Regions from separate parts of the Homo sapiens genome. Here region 2 is linked to region 1. Evidence: read pairs that join two places in POLR2A ChIA-PET (ENCODE). Cell type or tissue: MCF 10A. All regions are shown on one strand. Links, peaks and the distances in the headings refer to the core of each region. The heading gives the core; the rest is flanking DNA. Region 1 holds the start of VAMP8 (vesicle associated membrane protein 8). Region 2 overlaps GNLY (granulysin).

What was found. ChIA-PET counts read pairs that join two places held together with the same protein. Peaks named below come from ENCODE experiments on the same cell type or tissue, not always from the same donor. Only the 100,000 strongest peaks of a DNase experiment are listed, where the experiment ranks them.
Region 2: POLR2A ChIA-PET joins it to region 1 with 5 read pairs; 2 of 35 experiments call an interaction of 5 or more read pairs at or near these places.

The regions. Positions count from the first base shown.
Region 1 is chr2:85,568,897-85,584,549 of GRCh38, reverse strand. It overlaps VAMP8 (vesicle associated membrane protein 8), which reads right to left and starts at 6,964. Exons shown (of 3, transcript NM_003761.5): 1 at 6,901-6,964; 2 at 5,383-5,541; 3 at 2,519-2,974. The coding sequence starts at 6,903. The coding sequence ends at 2,834. It overlaps VAMP5 (vesicle associated membrane protein 5), which reads right to left and starts at 119. Exons shown (of 3, transcript NM_006634.3): 1 at 57-119. The coding sequence starts at 59. RefSeq lists a silencer at 1-197 and enhancers at 1-442, 4,243-4,896, 5,533-5,672, 5,933-6,072, 6,833-7,112 and 2 more. In MCF 10A, for the core only: no CTCF peak of the experiment used is centred there; DNase peaks (open chromatin) are centred at 6,569 and 7,019.
Region 2 is chr2:85,696,516-85,704,104 of GRCh38, reverse strand. It overlaps GNLY (granulysin), which reads right to left. Exons shown (of 5, transcript NM_006433.5): 4 at 6,428-6,599; 5 at 5,253-5,541. The coding sequence ends at 5,531. Among named protein-coding and RNA genes, the nearest start is that of GNLY, 6.0 kb to the right of the region's middle. In MCF 10A, for the core only: no CTCF peak of the experiment used is centred there; DNase peaks (open chromatin) are centred at 1,764 and 2,454.

The sequences.
Region 1 (15,653 bases), core at 4,768-8,767:
CTCGCCACTCGCCCTCTGCCCGTCGCAGGGCTGGCCGGCCCCGCCTGGGCCCTCACCATCGCTGCTGCCGCCGCCGCCTCGCCCGCTCCCGGCTTCTCTGCCTGCGGAGCGGCCGCAGTGCCAGCGGCCCCGGAGGAAGAGCAGGGGCGGGGCGGGGCGGGCCGCCGAGCGAGGGCGGGGGGCGCGCCTTCCGCGAGTGGCGACAGAAACCAAGTCAAATCGAAAGCGATGGGCCACAGCGACCTGGGTCCGTAGAGTCGGACCCTCCCGGGCCCCAGGAGCCTGAATTCGGATGACACCTCTGCCTGGTGAACGGGCACACCTCGGGGCCGGATCTGTGGAATGGGCACAGTGGAGTGAGCCCTGGAGTCTTCTAGCTCGAGTTCAGCTGAAAAGGCATCATTCATTCACTCAACAAACACCCTATGAGTGCCACGGTCAGGCACCATACTAGGTCCTGGAGACGCCATGAACAAGCCAGGCAGGGTCTTTATCACCCTGGTGAGTGCATCTCACCCAGAACCAAAAACAGGCACCCAAAAAGTTTTGAAACTAAAGACAAGTGGTGGTTGCACAACATTCTGAATACATGTCACTGATCTGTACACTTTAAAATAACAAACTGTACATTGTGTGACTTTCACCTCTATTCAAAAAGAAAGCAGCCCCACATGGGCAAAGTACTAGCTCTAGCCTTTCTGTATGTCTTTCCTCACCATGAGGGCAAGTGCAGCTCTGTGCTGTCATGCACCCGCCATGCACTTGCTCCTCAGTCAGAGGATGGGGGAGGCTGGTGTATCTACTACCACTTCAGAGCCTTCCTGAGCCGAATCTACCCATCCTGTCCTCTCACTGCTACAGAGAAACCACCAGCTACCTGTTCTCCACTACTCCAAGCTGCCTCGGACATCTTAAAATAAGGTCCCTCGTTTTTTTTTTTTTGTTTGTTTGTTTTTTTTTTTTGAGAGAGACAGGGTCTCACTATGTTGACCAGGCTGGTCTCGAACTCCTGGCCTCAAGCAGTTCTTCTGCCTCAGGTTTCCAAAGTGTTGGGATTACAGGTGTGAGCCACTGGGCCTGGTCCCTCAAGTGAGGCCTCTCTTGACCAACAGAATTGAAAGTTTCCCTCTCTGGGGCTGAGCCTCTGTGAATACAGAAGTCCCAGACCAAGAGGGTTTCACAGACACTCACCCCCACCTTGGACAGCCTGGGTCCCAAGGCAGAAGCTTCACTTCAGTTCCTTACACCTTGAATCCAGGAGAGAGAGGATTAACATGTTGTAGCAAAGACTACCCCAAGCCTGGGCACAGTGGCTCACACTTGTAATCCCAGCACTTTGGGAGGCCAAGGTGGTAGGATTGCTTGAGCCCAGGAGTTTGAGACCAGCCTGGGCAACACAGTGAGACCATGTCTCTACAAAAAATACAAAAATTAGCCAGGTGTGGTAGCACACACCTGTGGTCCCAGCTACAGGGGAGGCTGAAGCAGGAAGATCTCTTAAGCCCAGGAGATGGAGGTTGCAGTGAGCCATGATCACACCACTGCACTCCAGTCTGGGCAACAAAGTGGGATCCTATCTCTGAAAAAATAAAAATAAAAATATCACAAGGGTCTTTTCTGACCTTTCCTCCTCCCTCCCCAAATTTCAGAGCATGATTCTTCCAGAGCCTGACTTGCCAATCTGGTCCCAAACCCTGACTCTCAACCCTTCCCCTTCTTCCTGACAACAGGTTGTTTCCAATTCTGGAAAGCCTGTGGAGGAAACAGGAACAGAGATAGCAAGAACCCTCCCTGCAAACCAAGGCGGACTGGGCACTGGAAAAAGTGACAGTGATGGTGGAACCTGGTAGGGAGGAGGGGGGCCTGAAGACAGAAAGGCTTATTGTGCACAGAGGGGAAGAAGAGCCATTGGCCCTGTCCTGTGACACTGACTGACTGACTGTGCCCAGCCATGGGATGCCAAGGAGAGATGCTTGCCCCCTCAGGACAACTGAGACCCAGAGGCCTTGCTAAGTCCCAGAAGACAAGGACAGAGAAAAGACAAATAAAACATGCAGAAGCACAAGGAAAGGAATAGCAGTCCATTTCCTCCACCCCTCGGCTCTAGACTACAGGGTCGTTGAAGAGAGATGGCTCTGGTGGAAGAGGCAGGAGGATTTCAACCAGCTTCATGCCTCAGCTAACAATTCCAGAAGAAGAGTACTACAGGGCCATGGCAGGACCCAATGGGAACACTTAAAAATCTTGCATACCACCCCAAAATGCTATGAAGGTTTTGAACTTTCCATATGCCAAGACTCCCAGAAAATTCTTGTTCTTGAGACCTGTGACAATGAATGGAACTGGGAGGAATAAAGACAGGGTGGGGGCTCCAACTTTCTTCTCCAAACATATACTCTTTGCCCTTCCAACAACTTGGACCTCAGATGAGAGAATTTTAGCCAGAAGGTATCCTCAGGAAGAAAAGAAATAGAAAAGCCAAAGGCAAAATGGGAAGAGAGAAAGTGCCTCACACATATAGGGATACTGAAAGGTCTTTATTACCCACTGGCCACCAACAGTTTCCCAGCCACATGCTGGGCCCTCTAGGTCTCTCCAGCCCACTCTAAGGACCCAAGAAATGCAGCCACAGTCCATCTCTCTTTTTTCTCTCCTTCCGGGGGACCAAGGTACCTTCTGGGGCATACAACATGGCAGCAGGGCCTCGGGAAGAGGGGTAGGAGGACCGAGCAGCATTCTCTGTAGAGGAAGACAGGAAAGGAGACCCTCTTGGCACACATTTATGGAGGGTTGTCCCTGAAGAGAAGGGCAGGTGGGAGAGGTTCCCTGTTACTTAAGAGAAGGCACCAGTGGCAAAGAGCACAATGAAGAGGATGATGATAAAAACAATCACGCAGATAAGGACAATCATCTTCACGTTCTTCCACCAGAATTTTCGAGCCACCTTCTGCGATGTCGTCTTGAAGTGCTCAGACTGTTGGGGAAAAGGCAGAGTGAGTGACCCAGTGGCTCCTCCCACTGGAACAAGATTATAAGAGTACAAGTGCAGCCCACAGGCCATACTTTTTTTTTTTTTTTGAGATGGAGTCTCGCTCTGTCACTCAGGCAGTGGCTCGATCTTGGCTCACTGCTGCCTCCACCTCCTGGGTTCAATTGATTCTCCTGCCTCAGCCTACTGAGTAGCTGGGATTACAGGTGCCCACCACCACGCCCAGCTAACTTTTGTATTTTTAGTAGAGAGGAGGTTTCACCATGTTGGCCAGGCTGGTCTTGAACTCCTGACCTCAGGTGATCCACTCGCCTTGGCCTCCCAAAGTGCTGGGATTACAGGCGTAAGCCACCACGCCTGGCCTTGTTTGTTTGTTTTTTGAGACAGTGTCTGGCTGTGTCACCCAGGCTGGAGTGCAGTGGCACAATCTCAGCTCACTGCAGCTTCCATCTCCAGGGCTCAAGCAATCCTCCCACCTCAGCCTCCCTAGTGCTGGGACTACAGGCACATGCCACCACGTTCAGCTCAAGCCATACATCTTAATACTGACACTGTAAGCTGAGGTAACAAACTGCTAAATAAAAGATGCTCTGGCCGGGTGCGGTGGTTCACGCCTGTAATCCCAGCACTTTGGGAGGCCGAGGTTGGTGGATCACCTGAGGTCAGTAGTTCGCGACCAGCCTAGCCAACATTGTGAAACCCCCTCTCTACTAAAAATACAAGAAAATTAGCCGGGTGTGGTGGCAGACGCCTGTAATCCCAGCTACTTAGGAGGCTAAGGCAGGAGAATCACTTGAACCTGGGAGGCGGAGGTTGCAGTGAGCCGAGATTGCGCCATTGCACTCCAGCCTGGGTAACAAAGCAAGACTCCATCTCAAAAAAAAAAAAAAAAAAAAAAAAATGCTGTATCTGCCTACCTTGACAAATGTACCTTCCTAAAAATCTGGAAGGCCGGGTTGAAATTTAGAATTCTCAGGATCCTAGGAGGTCTCCACCTAGATATGACTAGGGGTCCCCTTTCTCTTCTTACCCCTGCACACTGAGGGGTCCTCGACACCTGCTTACACCCAAGGGTACAACACTGGCAGCAAAATCTGCCCTTGGGAGGGCAGACCCTGGGACTGAGGGGTGCAGGCTCCAGGTGGGCACATCTCGCAGCTCCAGGACTCCTTGCCCCATCGGGACTGCTGAGGCTGGAGGAGGGACCAGGACAGGATAGAGGGTTGGAAGTAAGGGAACTCCTCCTCCTCCACCCACTCTTCCCCATGCCCAGCAATTCAAGTTATAGACACTAAATTTCCTGGGGCTTGTCCAGACATGGTGGCTCAAGTCTGTAATCCCAGCACTTTGAGAGGCCAAGGCAGGTGGATCACCTGAGGTCAGGAGGTCAAGACCACCCTGGCCAACAAGGCAAAACTTCGTCTCTACTAAAAATACAAAAAATTAGCCAGGTGTGGGGGTGCACACTGTAATCCCAGCTACTCAGGAGGCTGAGGCACGAGAATCGTTTGAACCCAGGAGGTGAAGTTTGCAGTGAGCCAAGATTGCACTCACTCTAACCTGGGCAACAGAGTGAGGCTCTGTCTAAAAAAAAAAAAAAAATTCCCGGGGCCATGCTCCCCAAATTAAGCTACAATTAAGCTACAGAAACAGGCAATGAGCCCCAGGGAGACAAGGGAGCAATACCCAAGAGCCAAGAGTTCACACAGGACTCAGAAAGCCAGAGCCAGCCTCCCCGCTGAACACAGAACTTGAGGCTCCAGACTTTGCTCAACTTTGGAGTTACTTCCTCCCTGAAACAGCTGGCCTCAGCCCCTGGCTGGAGAGAGAGAAGAATGAGGTCTAGCAAGATGTGTGGGAGATATTATTTTAGCCTTCATCTAGCAGGGGACCCTGGGATCAAAGCATTTCACTGCTCTTTCCCCCTTCTTTTTAAAGCCTACTCAGCAAGACGCCAGCAATTTCCCACCCCTTGTCTAACAGCTCCTAGAGAAGGCTAGAGGCCACAGCGGGGGTTTCCTCAGAGCCAATATTTCTGCCCTGGGAAGGTCAGACCCAGATGATTGTCATGGGCAGGCTTCAAAGGGAAAACAAGTTTCCCGGGAGAGAAGCCTGAGAATGCATGGGCTGACTGAGCTTTCGGTCTCAGAACATGCCTCTATGGGCGAGCTGCCACCTCAAGCCCCAGTCATGGGATCCATTCCCTGGGATCCATAACAATCTGTGGAGCAGAGCAGATTCAGAAGTGGAGACTCAGCTCACATCAGCTCCCAAACCAGGTGAAAGGCAACAGAAATGTCAAACTTCTGGCCCTCCTGTCCATTTTGCCCCACCAAAAAGAAATTCCCTCCCTCCCTGTTTTCCTCCAGCCCCCAGTGGGCTCCCTGTCTCACTGTGGCTTCCAGATCCTCTGTCTTGTTGCGGAGATGTTCCAAGTTTTCCCCCCGGGCCAGGATCCGCTCCACATTCTGGGTCATAATATTCTTAACTCCCTCCACCTCACTTTGCAGGTTCCGCACACGATCATTTCCTCCACCTTCACTGGCTTCCTCCTGTGCGGCAACACGGGGTTAATTAGACCAAGTGGTGGGGGAACTGGAGACTTGGGCTCAGAGATCTGGGGAGGGTAAGGCCTCAGGCAGACTTAAGCTTTTTGTAAAATGCTTGAAATGTTTACAAAGAGAATGTTTTCATGTATTACTTCTGTAATCAAAAATAAATGCATTTGTAAGCCCCAGAAGGTGAGATGTGATGCTGAACAGACTAGATCAAACTTCTTTTGGGGTTATTAGGGCCCCTGACAAGGAAAAGCAGCACATCACTAAATCCCTCCCCACTGCTTCCTTGCTCCCTAGAGAGGGCCGTAGAATACAGCAGGGCCAGCATCTCACAATGTTCCCTTCCAGAGCAGAGCCCGCCACTATTTACAATTCCCAGAGCCACCCCCCTTTCCTGATTTCTTGGGACCCTGGTTGAAAGTGTCTGTGCTGGCCAGCAGAACACCCTCACCCAGCCCCACCCATCTGTCCCTCTAAGCCAGCTGCCGGAGCACGGCCCTGGCCGCAATGCCATTGCTGTGACCCAGAACAACAGGCAACCAAGTATCCCAGAAGGCGCCTGGAGCCGTTGAGCCACACACTTCTGCTTTCCCCACCACTGGGCGACACGTGCAGGCACCAAGCAACCGCCTGCTTATGCAGATATTAAATAAAAATACCCGCCTGGGTGTTGGGGGAAATGGAGGACTAGTCCTCCCTGGCTGATGTCTCATCTCGGAGGCTTCATGACAAGGTTTTTGAACAAGGAGAGAAAAATAGTATTTAGCTCCTCCCCGCTTGACCTCCAAAAATAGGCCAGTGGCATGGGTCAGAACTACATTATCACAGAGAACCAACTTCTGGTTCTCTTATAAACCTTTAGTTCTCTTCTCCATGTTAATGGAGAAAGGACACCCAAAGGACTCAGTGGACACACAAATCCTTTGTGTTTCTGTGTGGGGATAAAGTGAAAGGCCGGAGAGGAGAGCTTCTGCCGCTGGGCTGGAATCTGAACTGGGAACTGCCCAGGCGCTGCCTGGTGTGGTGTCACAACACCCGCCTCGGGCTCCCTGGAGGAGGAAGGCACAACAACTCTTTGCCTGGAATTCGGAGCCCCCATCGGCGCTGGCACGGAAGCCCAGCTCCCCACCAGCACAGAGGTCAGGGGAGGGAGGGAGAAGGAGTAGAAACACCTGCCAGGACAGCTCAGAGCTATTTGCAGCCAAGTTGTCAAAGAAGAGAGGCCATAGCAGCACTGGCCCAGCCCTCTAACTTTGCCACCAACTCTCCTCCCCCGACACAGCCAACCCCCAGTCCCAAGCCCCCTCTGGCTCCTCTTTAAACCAGCCCTTTCCTAGTTCCCAGTTGGCTCACCATGTCTCAGAGCAGCCCAGGCCGGTCAGTAAGTGAATTCGCCTAGTCGGCTTCCTCCCAGGGTGGCCCTCAGTTCACTTCCTGCTTGCTCCAACTTTCAGCCTGCCCCCGCCCACCTCGCATCTCGAGTCGCTCCAGCCACACCTAACTCAGGTTTCCCCAGGTAGGCGGGCATTCTTCACTGTCCTCCCAGTGGCTTCCCAAACAAGAGCTTAAACTTAAAGTAATAGGGTTCTCAGAAGCCAAAGGTCTTCTAACTTGTCAGGAATTAGAAAAGAAAGATCAAGCAGCCCTCCGAGGTTTCCAGAGGCTGGACCTCCTGATCTAGAAAGGGCAGCCTTTTTTTTTTTTTTTTTTTTTTTAAATAGAGACGAGTTCTCACCATGTTGCCCAGGCTGGTCTCAAACTCCTGGGCTCAGGCGATCCTCCCACCTCAACCTCCCAAAGTCCTAGGAGCCATGATGCCCCACCAGCCATCTCCTTGTAATGTCTTGAATATCTGACTCCAGTTTCTAGAGACTGAGATCAACCATGCCAGGCCTAGCTCACAGGGAAACAAAATGCAGTTATGAAAATGTATTGCTGGATAACACTTGTTCCCAGGTCCCTGGGTGGCAGAAAGCACTAAAATCCCTGAAGTCTGGAATACTGTGATCCTGGGCTCTGATTCAGAAAGTTCTGGGTTACTAGTTACAGGCCCCTCAGGGAAACTTTTCACCTCTGTGGAGTTTGCAGGTGCTGATGCTTAGCTCAGATGGTGCTGGTAAGAAGCAAAAAGAGGCCGGGCGTGGTGGCTCACGCCTGTAATCCCAGCACTTTGGGAGGCCGAGGCGGGCAGATCACAAGGTCAGGAGTTAAAGACCAGCCTGGCCAACATGGCGAAACCCTGTCTCTACTAAAAATACAAAATAATAAACAGGCGTGGTGGCAGTTGCCTATAATCCCAGCTACTCAGGAGGCTGAGGCAGGAGAATTGCTTGAACCCGGGAGACAGAGATTGCAGTGAGCTGAGATCATGCCATTGCACTCCAGCCTGGGTGACAAGAGCAAGACTCTGCCTCAAAAAAAAAAAAAAAAAAAGAAGCAAAAAGATAGCATGTGCAGTGCAATGCCACTAGCACAGTGTCTATAATGATGGCTCACCAAACCTCTCCTTCCCTTCCAGAGTTCAGCAATTCTGCATTTCCCTTTAGGGGCTACCGCAGAGGTAATTGATCCCAGTCAGTGATCAGAGGACTGCCCCAGTGAACCAGAGCAGGGGGCCCAAGGCAAAGGATTTTTCCACTAACCTGGCTCCAGGCCAGAGAAAATCTGATCTTCCTTGACAGTGTTTATCAAGACAGAAGAACAATAACAGGGACATTCAGAAGGGAACGAACATTCTTGACCCATTCCAGAAGAAATCAGTTCCAAGGAGGAAATGTCAGCTTCTCCAACAAACACTTTTTTTGTTTGTTTATTTTGTTTTGTTTTCTTGAGATAGTCTCCCTCTGTCACCCAGGCTAGAGTCCAGTGGCATGATCGTAGCACCCTGCAGCCTTGAACTCCTGGGCTACAGCGATCGTCCTGCCTCAGCCTCCCCAGTAACTGAAACTACAGGTGCGAACCGCCATGTCTGGCTAATTTATTTTAAAACTTTTTGTAGAGATGGGGGTCTTACCATGTTGCCCAGGCTGGTCTCAAACTCCTGTTCTCAAGTAATCCTCCCTCCTCAGCTTCCCAAAGTGTTGGGATCATAGGTGTGAGCCACCACATCCAGACACAAATAATTTTTTTTTTTTTTGAGATGTTTCTCTCTTGTTGCCCAGGTTGGAGTGCAATGGCGCTATCTCGGCTCACTGCAGCCTCTGCCTCCCAGGTTCAAGCGATTTTCCTGCTTCAGCCTCCCTAGTAGCTGGGACTACAGGTGCATGCCACCAGGCACGGCTAATTTTTTTGTATTTTTAGTAGAGACAGGGTCTTACCATGTTAGTCAGGGTGGTCTCGAACTCCTGACCTCTCAGGTGATCCGCCCGCCTTGGCCTCCCAAAGTGCTGGGATTACAGGCGTGAGCCACCGCGCCCGGCCACAAATGCCTTTTTAAAAGCTTTAAACAAACTTCGGACCCCTGTAGCTTTTTTTTTTTTTTTTTAGAGGCAGGGTCCCACTCTGTCATCCAGGCTAGAGTACAGTGCAGTGTGTTCAAGCTCACTGCAGCCTTGAACTCCTGGGCTCAAGCAATCTTCTCACCTCATCCTCCCCAGTTAGCTGGGACTACAGGCAAGGGCCACCATGTCCAGTTAATTTTTTTTTTTTTTTGGAGACAGTGTCTTGCTGTGTTGTCCAAACTGGTCTCAAACTCCAAACCTCAAGTGATTCTCCCACCTCAGCCTCCCAAAGTGCTGGGATTATAGGCATAACCCACCATGCTCAGCAAATATTATATATAAGCCTGGGCAACAACATATCAAGACACTGTCTCTATAAAAAAATAAAACTGTTGGACACAGTGGCTCATGCCTGTAATCCCAGCCCTTTGGGAGGCCGAGGCAGTGGATCACCTGAGGTCAGAAGTTTGACACCAGCCTGATCAACATGTCGAAACCCCATCTCTACTAAAAATACAAAAACTAGCTGGGCATGGTGGTGGGCACCTGTATTCCCAACTACTCGGAAGGCTGAGGCAGGAGAGTCGCTTGAACCTTGGAGGCGGAGGTTGCAGTAAGCCGAGATCACACCGTTGCAATTCAGCCTGGGCGACAGAGTGAGACTCTGTCTCAAGTAATAATAATAATAATAATAATAATAAAATAAAAATAAAGTAAAATTAAAAAAATAAAATTGGCTGGGCACCGTGGCTCACGCCTGTAATCCCAGCACTTTGAGAGGCCGAGATGGGCAGATCACCTGAGGTCGGGAGTTCGAGACCAGCTCTTGACCAACATGGAGAAAACCCATCTTTACTAAAAATACAAAATTAGCCAGGCATGGTGGCGCATGCCTGTAATCCTAGCTACTCGGGAGGCTGAGGCAGGAGAATTGCTTGAACCCGGGAGGTGGAGGCTGCAGTGAGCCGATATCACACCATTGCACTCCAGCCTGGGCAACAAGAGTGAGACTCTATCTCAAAAAAAAAAACCAATAATAAATAAATAATAAAATAAAATTAGCCAGGCATAGTGGTGCATGTCCATAGTCCTAGCTGCTTGGAGAGCTAGCACAGAAGGATCACTTGAGCCCAGGGGTGTGAGACATCAGTGAGCTATGATAGTGCCACTGCACTCCAGCCTGGGAGACAGAGATAGACCCTGTCACTAATAATGATAATAATAATAATTTTATATATTGATTATGTGGCGAAATAATGTTTGGATATATTGAGTTAAATAAAAGATTAATAAAATAAATAAAATTAATTTCAGCCGGGGATGGTGGCTCACACCTATAATCCCAGCACTTTGAGAGGCTGAGGCAGGCCGATCATGAGGTCAGGAGATTGAGACCAGCCTGGCCAACATGGTGAAACTCCGTCTCTACTAAAAATACAAAAATTAGCTGGACGTGGTGGCGCTTGCCTGTAATCCCAGCTACTCGGGAGGCTGAGGCAAGAGAATCACTTGAACCTGGGAAGCAGAGGTTGCAGTGAGCCGTGATGGCGCCACTGCACTCCAGCCTGAGTAACAGAGTGAGACTGTCTCCAAAAAAAAAAAATAATAATAATAATAATTTCACCTGTTTCTTTATTTTTTAAAATTCATTTTTATTTATTTATTTATTTTTTTTGAGACAGGGTCTCACTGTCACCCAGGCTGGAGTACAGTGTCACAATCATAGTTCATTGTAACCTCAAATTCCTGGTTTCAAGTGATCCTCCTGCCTCAGCCTCCTAAAGTGTTAGCATTACAGGCATGAGCTACTGCATCCAGCCCTGTTTCTCTTACTTTTAAAATTTGGCCAGTAGAAAAATGTAAATTATGTGATTAGTGAAAAATGTTAAAATACATATTGTAATGTGGCTTATCACTGGGCATGGTGGCTGATCCATACCTTAATATTTACATGACCTGGGACAAACTTGCATAACAACTCTAAGCCTCAGTTACCTCATCATCTGTGCTTAGCACTCAAAAAATTCAGTAGACCAGGTGCAGTGGCTCACACCTGTAATCCCAGCACTTTGGGAGGCTGAGGTGAGAGGATTGCTTGAGCCTGGGATTTCGAGACTAGCCTGAGCAACATAGTGAGACCCTGTCTTTTTCTTTTTTCTTTTTCTGTTTTTTGAGAAGGAGTTTTGCTCTTGTTGCCCAGGCTGGAGTGTAGTGGCGCAATCTCGGCTCACTGCAACCTCTGCCTCCTGGGTTCAAGTGATTCTCCTGCCTCAGCCTCCCAAGTAGCTGGGAATACAGGCACATGCGCCACCATGCTCAGCTAATTTTTGTATTTTTAGTAGAGACGAGGTTTCACTATGTTGGGCAGGCTGGTCTCGAACTCCTGACCTCAAGTGATCTGCCCACCTCGGCCTCCCAAATCACTGGGATTACAGGTGTAAGCCACCGCCCCAGCCTCAAACATAATATATATATATATATTCAGTGAAGTGACTTTGTAAGGAAAAACTGCTGAACTGCTTGGTTATAGGAGTTGTAGCCCAAGAAGCAATGGGCCAAATCTTGGTTTATTCTTGGTTGTGCCTCTCATATACACCTCCTCCTTTCCATGCCAGCCCCTTCCTCCTAGTTAATGCCAGCCCCTTCCTCCTAGTTAATGCCAGCATGATCTCTTCCCTGAACAATTCCAATCCCCTCTAAACTCACCTTTCTTTTCTCATCTACTCCTCTGTGGCTGATTGCTATCTTCCCAAAACAGATATTTAAATATGCTCCACCCTGCCTCCAGGATAAAGCCCCAGCTTCCTAGCAATTCCCTGTGTGATAAAAAGACTAGGGTGACATCTGACCTCCTGCTCTTCTACACTACTACCCCTGGCTGTGCAGTTTTGGGCAAGTCACTTCATTTGCAAAATAGGATTAAGAATAGGCTGGGTGCAGTGGTTCATGCCTGTAATCCCAGTACTTTGGGAGGCTGCAGCGGGCGGATCACTTGAGACCAAGAGTTAGAGACCAGCCTGGCCAATACCGCATAACCCCGTCTCTACTGAAAATGTAAAGATTAACTAGGCATGGTGACCACACCTGTAGTCCCAGCTACTTCGGGAGGCTGAGGTGGGAGGATTGCTTGAGGCTTGGAGGCGGAGGCTGCAGTGAGCTGAGATCGTGCCCTACTGCACTCCAACCTGGTTCACAGAGCCAGAGCCAGACCCCATCTCAAAAAAAAAAAAAAAAAAAAAAGGCGGGGCACAGGGGCTCACACCTGTAATCCCAGCACTTTGGGAGGCCAAGGCAAGTGGATCACCTGAGGTCAGGAGTTTAAGACCAGCCTAGCCAACATGGTGAAACCTTGTCTCTACTAAAAACAAAAAATTAGCTGGGCGTGGTGGCACATTCCTCTAATCCCAGCTACTAGGGAGGCTGAGGCAGGAGAATCGCTTGAACCGGGGAGGTGAAGTTTGTGGTGAGCCAAGATTGTGCCATTGCACTCCAGCCTGGGCAACAAGAGCGAAACCCCGTCAAAAAAAAAAAAAAAGAAAGAAAGAAAGAAAGAAAAGAGAAAAAGGACACTAATGGAGAAAACTGAATGAGAAACTAAGAGAAAGGGAATATTACCACCTGAAAAGGCAACCAAGCAAACTTTCAGGTACATAACCCTTGGCATATATCCCAGTCTTCTGATTTATGCCCCAGGTGGGCAGTTTACTCCTATATCTCAGAGGAAAAAAGCTGGAGAACAAGGAAAAGGTACATTCAGGAGGCTCAACTGAACCTGATTCCTGAAGGATCATGAAGTTCTCACCACTGCCAAGGTTCATTTCTGTCTCCAAACCTTCTCTCTGTAGCCTGTTATGCTGCTGGCCATCCCACCTGTCTCCTAATGTGCCCTCTTCCTCTCTGAATGTGCCCCTAGAACACAGAGATTCTGCCCTTGGCCATCTTTTTCTTTTCTTCTTTTTTTTTTTTTTTTGAGATGGAGTCTTGCTCTGTCACCCAGGCTGGAGGGCAGTGGCACTATCTCGGCTCACTGCCACCTCCACCTCCCGAATTCAAGCGATTCTCCTGCCTCAGCCTCCTGAACAGCTGGGACTACAGGCATGTGCCACCACGCCCAACTAATTTTTTGTATTTTTAGTAGAGACAGGGTTTCACCGTGTTAGCCAGGATGGTCTTGATCTCCTGACCTTGCAATTCGCCCGCCTCGGCCTCCCAAAGTGCTGTGATTACAGGCATGAGCCACCATGCCCGGCCCGTTGGCAATCTTTCTTCCGACTTCTGAAGAGAACCACTCTGTTTTAGAGCAGTGTTTCTCAGAGGGGTTATTTTACCTTTCAGGGGTCTTTTCACAATGTCTGGAGACATTTTTGGTTGTTATAGCTGGGGGTAGGGGTGCTACTAGTATCTGGTGGGTTGAGGCCAAGGATGTTGCTAAAATATCCTACAATGCAAAGGACACCCTCTCACAAGAAAGAATCTGGACCAAAATGGCAATTGTTTTGAGGCTGAGAAAACCCTGGTCTCCCTATAGGGAAGTGCAGTGCCTCTACGGCTTCAATAGCCATTTATGAAAAATCCCCAAATTTATTATCTCCAGCCCGGGCCTCTCCCTCAACTACCAATGCTGCCTCTCCAATGCCCTGGACAGTTCACAGACACCTCCAACACCCAAACCAAACCCTTTATCTTTTCTCCATGTTCCTCCTCCTGGGTGGGACTCCCATTCTACCCGCTTCTCAAGCTAGGAACCACAAAGCATCCTTCACATGCAAGGTCGTCACCAAGCCTTAGTTCATACTTTTTTAAAAAAATTTTTTACAAGGGCACAAAAATCAGGCAATTGGTTCATTCTTGGTCGTGCCTCTCATATCCACCACCTCCTTGGTCCACCAGCTCCTGCCTCCTGGTTAATGCCAGCAGCACGATCTCTTCCCTGGACAATTCCAATCCCCTCTAAATTCACCTTTCTTTTCCCATCTACCCCTCTGTGGTTGATTGCTATCTTCCAGAAACACATATTGTATGCTCCACCCTGCCTCCAGGATAAAGCCCAAACTTCTTAGCATGGCATTCCAAGACTGTTCTCAACCTGCTTTTCTGAACTTCTCTCCCATTAGATTCACCTCCCAGCCCTCCAGTCAACCAAATTACATGTCCTTTCTCAAACGTCGTACACCATCCACCTTCTATATCTTTCCCTAAGGCCTTCACTCATCACTGCTTATGACAATTCTATTCACATTTAAGACATAGCCTCCATGAAGCTTTAGAGATTTCCCCACTGAAGCTAACTTGTTCCTGTTCTGATCTCCATCACATTTTATTTCTTTTAAAGAATCTTTCACATACTTTGTCATACATATTTGACCCCTCCAACACTCTTAAGTCCTATAAAGGCAGGCAGGGACTGAGTCCTCACTTTGGTACCCTTTGTAGTATATGACATATGTCCTAGACATGTAGGCAACTCACTAAAGGTTTCAGATATTGAACTGAGAAGTCTGAAAGAAAGCTGCTTTCTCCACAGTACAGAGAAAGATGATTTTTGTTGGAAAAGATTTATAGAGAAATTTCTTTCCTAAAGTTTGACCTATTTTATGGATAAATGAATGCTAAATATCACAAATCTTTGTATATTGGTCCTGAAAGGAAAACCTGGAGATACTGAGTTAGCAAGCTCATTTATTAGCTGTATTTTTCTTTTCTTTTCTTTTCTTTTTTTTTTTTGTTTTGTTTTTTGAGACGGAGTCTCACTCTGTTGCCCAGGCTGGAGTGCAGTGGCACAATCTCGGCTCCCTGCAACCTCCACCTCCCAGGTTCAAGCAATTCTCTACCTCAGCCTCCCAAGTAGCTGGGATTACAGGCGCCCGCCACCACGCCTGGCTGATTTTTGTATTTTTGGTAGAGACGGGGTTTCACCATCTTGGCCAGGCTGGTCTTAAACTCCTGACCTCGTGATCCACCCACCTCGGCCTCCCTAAATGCTGGGATTACAGGCGTGAGCCACTGCGCCCAGCTATTAGCTGTATGTTTCCTATACAGAATACTCTTGTTCACCCAAGACTATTAAGAACTTTTGATCTCCAGCTGGGCAAGGCGGCTAATGCCTGTAATCACATCACTTTGGGAGGCCAAGGCAGGAGGATGCCTTGAGGCCAGGAGTTCCAGATGAGTCTGGCCAACATAATGAGACCCCATCTGTACAAAATATTTATTATTTTATTTTATTTTATTTTTGAAACAGAGTCTCGTTCTGTCGCCAGGCTGGAGTGCAGTGGCGCGATCTTGGCTCACTGCAACCTCCGCCTCCAGGGTTTAAGTGATTCTTCAGCCTCAGCCTCCCGAGTAGCTGGAACTACAAGTGCCTGCCACCACGCCCAGCTAATTTTTGTATTTTTTTAGTAGAGACTGGGTTTCATTATGTTGGCCAGGATGGTCTCAATCTCTTGACCTCATGATCTGCCAGCCTCAACCTCCCAAAGTGCTGAGATTGCAGGCGTGAGCCACTGCGCCTGGCCGATTTTATTTTTTTTTTATTTTATCTTATTTTATTTTAGAGATGGAGTCTCACTCTATCACCCAGGCTGCAGGGCAGTGGCACGATCTCAGCTCAATGCAACCTCCACCTCCTGGGTTTAAGCAGTTCTCCTGCCTCAGCCTTCCAAGTAA
Region 2 (7,589 bases), core at 1-4,000, 120 kb before region 1:
ATAGTTGAAGAAATAATGGCTGAAAATGTCACGAATTTATTGAAAAACAATCTACATACCCAGGAAGCTCAATAAACTCTAAATAGGATACATGCAAAGAGATCCACAAATAAATATATCACATTAGAAATGCTGAAAGCCGCCGGGCCTAGTGGCTCACGCCTGTAATCCCAGCACTTTGGGAGTTCAAGGTGGGTGGATCACCTGAGGTTAAGAGTTTGAGACCAGCCTGGCCAACATGATGAAACCTCGTCTCTACTAAAAATACAAAAAATAATTAGCTGGGCATAATGGTGGGGGCCTGTAATCCCAGCTACTTGGGAGGCTGAGGCAGGAGAATCGGTTGAACCCAGGAGGTGGAGGTTGCAGTGAGCTGAGATGGTGCCACTGCACTCCAGCCTGGGTGACTGAGCAAGACTCTGTTGAAGGAAGGAAGGAAGGAAGAAAGGAAGGAAGAAAGGAAGGAAGGAAGGAAGGAAGGAAGGTGGGAGGGAGGGAGGGAGGGAGGGAAGGAAGGAAAGAAAGAAAGAAAAGGAAGGAAGGAAGGAAAGGAAGAAGGAAGGGGAGAAAGAAAGAGAGAGAGACAGAAAGAAAAGCTGAAAGCCAAATACAGGGAGAAAATCTTGACAGCAGCAAAAGAAAAACAATTCATCACTTACAAGGGAACCCCCAATTATTAACAGGTGCCTCCTCATCAGAAACAGTGGAGTGCAGATGAGTCCAGATAGCAGTGGGGAAACACACCTCCAGGATAGACTATGTGGTAGCCCATAAAACAAACGTCAATAAATTAAAAAGGATAGAAAGAATACAAAATATGTTCCCTGACCACAACAGAATAAAACTAATAATCAGTAACAGAAACAAATTTGGGGAACTCACAAATATGTGAAAATTAAACAACACACTCCTAAATAACCAATGGATTAAAGGAAAAATCAAGAGGGAAATTAGAAAATACCTTGAGGTGAAAGAAAATGAAACCACAGCACACCAAAACTTACGGGTTGTAGCTTAAGCTGTGCCAAAAGGGAAATTTGTAGCTGTAAATGCCTATAATGAAAAAGAGGAAGATTTGAAATCTTCGTCTCAGAAATCCCATTTTAAGACAATGGAAAAAGGCTGGGTGCAGTGGCTCACATCTGTAGTCTCAGCACTTTGAGAGGCCAACGCAGGAAGATCATTTGATGCCAGGAGTTCAAACCCAGCCTGGGCAACATAGCGAGATCTATCTCTAAAAAAAAGAAAAGTAAATTAGCTGAGCATGGTGGCCTGTGCCTGTAGTCCTAGCTACTTGGGAGTCTGAGGCAGGAAGATTGCTTGAGCCCAGGAGTTCAAGGTTACAATGGAAAAAAAAAAAAGACATGAGAAAGAAGAGCAAATTAAACCTAAAGCAAGCAGAAAAAAAGAGATACTTAAAAAATTAGAGTGGAAATGTGGAAATTATTAAAATGGAGACTAGAAACAATATTTGAGAATACGAGATGAAATCAAAAGTTGGTTCTTTGAAAAAGCAAGTCTTTAGTTAGATTGACCACAATAAAAAGAGAGATGCTGCAAATTACTAGAATCAGAAATGAAGGAGGGGAAATTACAACTGACCTTACAGAGAGAAAAAGGATTATACTATTATGCTAATTAATTATGCTAATGCATTAGACAACTTAGAATGAAATGGGCACATTCCTACAAAGACACAAATGACTGAAACTGATGCAAGAGTAACAGAAAATCTGAATAGACCTATAATAAATAGGTTGAATTAGTCATCAAAACAATGACTCACAAAGAAAATACCAAGCCAGATGTCTTCATTGGTGAATTCTACCAAATATTTAAAGAATTAATACCAATTCTTCAGAAACTCTTCCAAAAACTAGAAGAGGATGCCCTGATGCCAAAACCAGGTGAAACCAGATGAAAACATCAAAAGAAAAAAAAAAACTACAGACCAATATCTCTTTTGAATATGGATACAAAAATTTTCAAAAAAAATTCTAGCAGGCTGAATCCTGCAACACATAAAAACAATTATATACCATGACCAGGTAAGATTTATCCAGAAATGCAAGGCAAATCAGCAACCAAAAGTCAAGTAATAAAATTCATCATATCAGTAAAATTAAAAATGAAAAACACATGATCCTCTCAATAGCACAGAACTATCATTTGACAAAATTTAACATCTCTTCATGATAATAGTCTCAACAGCAGGGGAATCACTTGGACCCAGGAACCTGGGAGGTAGAGGTTGCAGCAGCCACTGCACTCCAGCCTGGGGGACTGAGCGAGACTCCGTCTCAATAAAAAGGTGTTTCCACTTATGGCAGAAGAGAAAGGGAGCAAGTGTGTGCAGAGATCACATAGTGAGAAAAAAGAGAGAGAGGAGGTTTAACAAGCAGCTCTCACAGAAACTAATAGAGCAAGAACTCACTCATTACCACAAGAATGGCACCAAGCCATTCATGAGGGATCCTCCTCCCTGACTCATACACCTCCCACTAGGTCCCACCTCCAATATTGGGGATCACATGTCTTTTTTTTTTTTTTTTTGAGATGGAGTTTCGTCCTCATTGCCCAGGCTGGAGCGCAATGGCGCAATCTCGGCCTCCCAGGTTCAAGTGATTCTCCTGCCTCAGCCTCCCGAGTAGCTGGGATTACAGGCATGTGCCGCCACGCCTGGCTAACTTTGTATTTTTAGTAGCGATGGGGTTTCTGCATGTTGGTAAGGCTGGTCTTGAACTCCCAACCTCAGGTGATCCACCCACCTAGGACTCCCAAAATGCTGGGATTACAGGCATGAGCCACTGTGCCCGGCCAGGGATCACATTTCAACATGAAGTTTGAAAGTTGCATTCTTGCAACTTGCCATGGAGTTTGGAGATTACACCTTCCAAACCTCCCAGTGTAAACAGGAGCCCCTATTTACCCTTAAACAGGATTCTCCACTGTTAACACCTTACCACATTGCATGTATGTGGTATATACCTTATCACACTCATTCTTTGCGTATGTATTCCCTTTTTTTCTGAATCATTTCAGAAATTGTAATTGCAGATATGATGACCTATTACTCTTTGAATACCTTAGTGTATATTTTCTAACAAGGACACTGCCGTACATAACCATAGTACAACCATCAAAATCAGGAATTAACATTAACAGAATATTACCATCACAGATTCCAGTCACATTTTATAAATTGCCCCAATTATGTTCTTTATAGGTCTGGATCCAAATCAGGATCATGTGTCGCAATTTGTTGTCATGTCTCTTTAGTTTCCTTCTATCTGGAACAGTTCTTCAATCTTTACTTGTCTTTCAAGACCTTGGCATTTTTGAAGAGGACAGGCTAGAGTGCAGTGGCTCCCGCCTGTAATCCCAGCACTTTGAGAGGCCAAGGCAGGCAGATTACTTGAGGTCAGGAGTTTGAGACCAGCCTGGCCAACATGGTGAAACCCCTTCTCTAATAAAAAATACAAAATTAGCCAGCTGTGGTGATACATACCTGTAATCCCAAGCTACTTCAGAGGCTGAGGCAGGAGAATCACTTGAACCCAGGAGGCGGAGATTGCAGTGAGCCCAGATCGTGCCACTGCACTCCAGCCTGGGTGACAGAGCCAGACTCAGTCTAAAATAAAAAATTTTTAAAAAATTTTTAAAAAAAGGATATGCTAAGTATTTTGTAAAATGTCAGTTTGAGTTGCTCTGATGTTTCCTCATGATTTTTGCATTTCGGCAGGAACAATGGAAAAGTAGTATTATATTTCTCTCAGAGCATTATATTATGAGGCCCATGATATTGACTTGCCCCATGGGAGGTGGGAGTAACTTTCATCAGCTGACAGGCTTCTCCACTGTCAGGTTAACTAATAATGGAATGTATTAATTAATATCAAATTAGTGAGCCAGGCGCAGTTCTGCACACCTGTAGTCCCAGCTACTCTGGAGGCCTAGGTGGAAGTATCCCTTGAGGCCAGGAGTTTGAGGCTACAGTGAGCTAAGATCATGCCTGAGAAGGGCCACTGCACTCCAGCCTGGGAAACAAAGTGAGACTCTGTCTCTAAAGAATAAATAAATAAATAAATAAACACTTTTAAAAAATCAAGTTAGTATATGATATACTCACTATACCAAATATGTTAGTAGGATATACTTTGCAACTATGTCTACATTTATTAACTGTAATTGTATTGTAAGGTAGCACGTTTCCTTTTCCCTTGTTTATTTATTCATGTATTATTTGTATTTGTATGAATTCATGGATTCTGCTTTATTCAATGGATTACGATCTGTTCTTGTCATCATCTATTCTGAGGCTCAAATAGCCCCAGATTTGGCCATCGGTAGTCCCCTTGAACAGCTTCTTTGATTGAACCCAGAATAACACACCATACTCCTTGGGTGGCCAGCATCCATTTTTCCCTCTTCCCACCAACAGTAGCCCAGATTTTCATGTTTATTGTCAACCAAGTGATTGGGTTGAGATGGACCCCACCTCAGCTCCAGGGGTGTGCCCTGCTTAGCTTAAGCCAATCAGTGTACCCCATTATTCTCCAGGACACAGTGATTGGTCTGAGGGTGGGCAAATGACCTGTGAGAACTGGCCAATGAGAACTGAGGAGATAGCTGATAGGCCTTCTGGGAAAGAAGCTTCCTATTTCTTTCCAAGGGAGCTCTCTCTCCCTCTGATGGAGGCACTGTAAAGAGGTGAAGTGTGGACCTGATGAAGCCATTTCTGCTGCCAAGAGAGAAGCGAACCTGAAGACAATTTCAATATACAGAGGTCGGGAGAACGAAAAATTGCAATAAAACAGGACTGGGGCTCTGCTGACGCCACACATTTCTGGATCATTCTGTGCCTGAACATACCCGTGGACTGGTTAATTATTTGAACCAGTAAATTATCTTTTTTGATTAGGCCAGAATGGGCTGAGACTTCTGTTGCTTGCAACCAAAAGGGCCCTAAAAGATACACTCCCCCGAAACCGCAAAGGAAGGCTGCCTGTCGCAAGAAGCAAGAGGATGGGTTTCTGTTCCTTTTCACCAAAAACAAAACAAAAACACCTCTAACCCTGCTGGTCTATCCCACTGGTCTGAGAGCTTCTGGGGACATCGCCACTGTGTGCCTTGGCCTTTCTGAATAACGCATGGCTGTGGTGAGTGCTCAGTAAGCATTTCACGACTAACTGTGTGAATGCTGTTAAGGTTGTCTCGTTCACCACTAAATCCATAACATCTACAACAGTGTATGGGACACACGACAGACATTTATTGAAGGACTACACAGCTCACCCCAGCATGCCACTGACACCCACCCCTCAAATCCACCAAAGAAGAAGCAGCTGCGGCTAAAATCTTGCTTGACACTTTATTCTCGTGAGAGGGGAGGACAGCAGAGGGAGTCAGGGGAGGGAGACTGGAGAGTGGATTCTGGATCGAGGAAGCGAGGAGCCGGCAGAGGTTGCTGAGGTTCCCGGGATCTGAGGACAGGAGCCTGTGCTTCTTCCACAGGACAAGGTGAGAGGGCTCAGAGGGGACCTGGAGAGGAGAGAACAGCCAGCTGTGGGCAGATGTGGTGGGTCCTCAAGGAGAAGCAGGCACTCAGAATGTTACTTGCTTAAGGTCCCAGAGCCACCTGACCCTACTGAACACACCCAGAGGCACATCCTGGAAGCCAGTCGGCAGCCTGAGCAGGTTGTGGGGCCTTGAATAGAAAAGCCACAAGCTCCAATGACAGGAAATGGTGGGGACCCCCGATCTGCCAGCATAAAATCCCAGAGCATTGGCAAGTGCCAGCTGAGCTGCCAGAGCCAATCACCGAGGCCCCTTTCTGGCCCCATTTCCTACAGCCGAGATCTGTTCTCTCCAGGCACAGCCTGGGCAGCCATGGAGGGAAAGGCCTCATGCTCCCCTGCCTGAAGGGTTCCCTAGCCCAGATCTCAGGGCCCAGGATTGTGGGGGAGGATATGGCCCCAGCTCCCGACCCCAGGGGCCTGTGCTGGGCTGGGATTGGAGTTTGACTGAGGGTCTGATGACCTTGAATAGCCTCAGTCTGAGGACATTTCCCCAGGGTCAGGTCCACACACACGGTGACCTCCTTCAATTCTCATTCCAATCTCAAAAATCAGGATTGCTATCTCCCCTTCACAGATGAAGAAACTGAAGCTCAGAGAGGTCAAGTTATTTGCTTAAGGTCACACAGCCAGGGAGAGATGGAGACCAGATTTTACTCCACGACCACCTGTGTCTGAAGCCCAAGCTCTAATCAGTATTTCTCAAACATTTCTAGCTAAAGTCCATCTGCTCAATTCTCCACACTTTCCCAAGCTGGGAGATGGGGGAGTAAGGAGGCAGCTTTGATATATCCTGGGGGAAGCTGTCTCCAACCCTCAGGAGGTATCCCTGCTGTCACCTCTGCACTCACCTGTAGAAGGTATACACAACCTGAGGTCCTCACAGATCTGCTGGGCAGTTTCTCCGGCCACGAGGCCCTGGGTAACTCTAGACTGATACCTCCTCATGAAATTTCTGCAGACGTCGCGCCATCGTGACCTCCCCGTCCTACACACCCGGGTCGCAGCATTGGAAACACTTCTCTGCAGCAGCAGCACCACAGTGGACATGGTTATAGGGTGAGTCCTGCCCAGCTCTGCCACCCTGCAGGTTCCAGCAGCCCTAGCAATGGGAGTACTGGGTGCGAGGAGCTGGCACCTGGTGCCCATGGGGCCAGAGACTGTACAGACGGGGCTCAGCCCCTACTCCCAGTCCCCAAGGCCTGGCCCAAGACTGGCCAGGTAGGGCTCCTGAGACAAGGACAGTTAGCCCTGCTGGGGTCTCAGCGCCTTGTGCACCTGTCCCCTGCCTTCTGTGTGGAGAATGGTGCCCATGGCTGCCAGGCACACATTAAATGCTCTGCCATGTAGCTACCTGGGTCCAGGACCTGGCTGGGGGCTCCAGATAGAGGGGGTGCATAGAGAAGACTGGTGGGGTGGGAGGTGTGGTCAGAGCTTGGAGTCTTGGCTCATTTGGTTTTAAAGTCTCTTCTATGCCATCCCAGGGGAGGAGGATGAATCTGGGTATCCAGGGCTAAGTGCGAGCCTGCAGTGCCAGGATGCTGAGTAGTTTGGGGCAGCAGAGGAGAGGGAAGGAGGGAGAGTGAAACAATAATTCTTGGTAGTAACACAGTCATTCGTTAAGCATTTACTCAGTGCTGGACGTGGAGCTAAGTACATCCCAGCCCTCAGCTCTTTTAAAAAGCTTCAGCAGCCAGGTGCAGTGGCTCATGCCTGTAATCCCACACTTTGGGAGGCCAAGGCAGGTGGATTGCTTCAGCTCAGAAGTTGGAGACCAGCCTGGGCAACACAGTGAGACCCTGTTTCTACAAAAGTACAAAAATTAGCTGGGCATGGTGGCGCACACCTGGAGCCCCAGGTACTCAGGAGGCTTAGACAGGAGAATTGCTTGGGCCAGGGAGGCAGAGGTTGCAGTGAGCCAAGATCACACCAGTGCACTCCAGCCTGGGTCTCAGAGTAAGATCCTATCTCAAGGAAAAAAAAAAAAAAAGGGTTTGACAACTTGCAAGATAG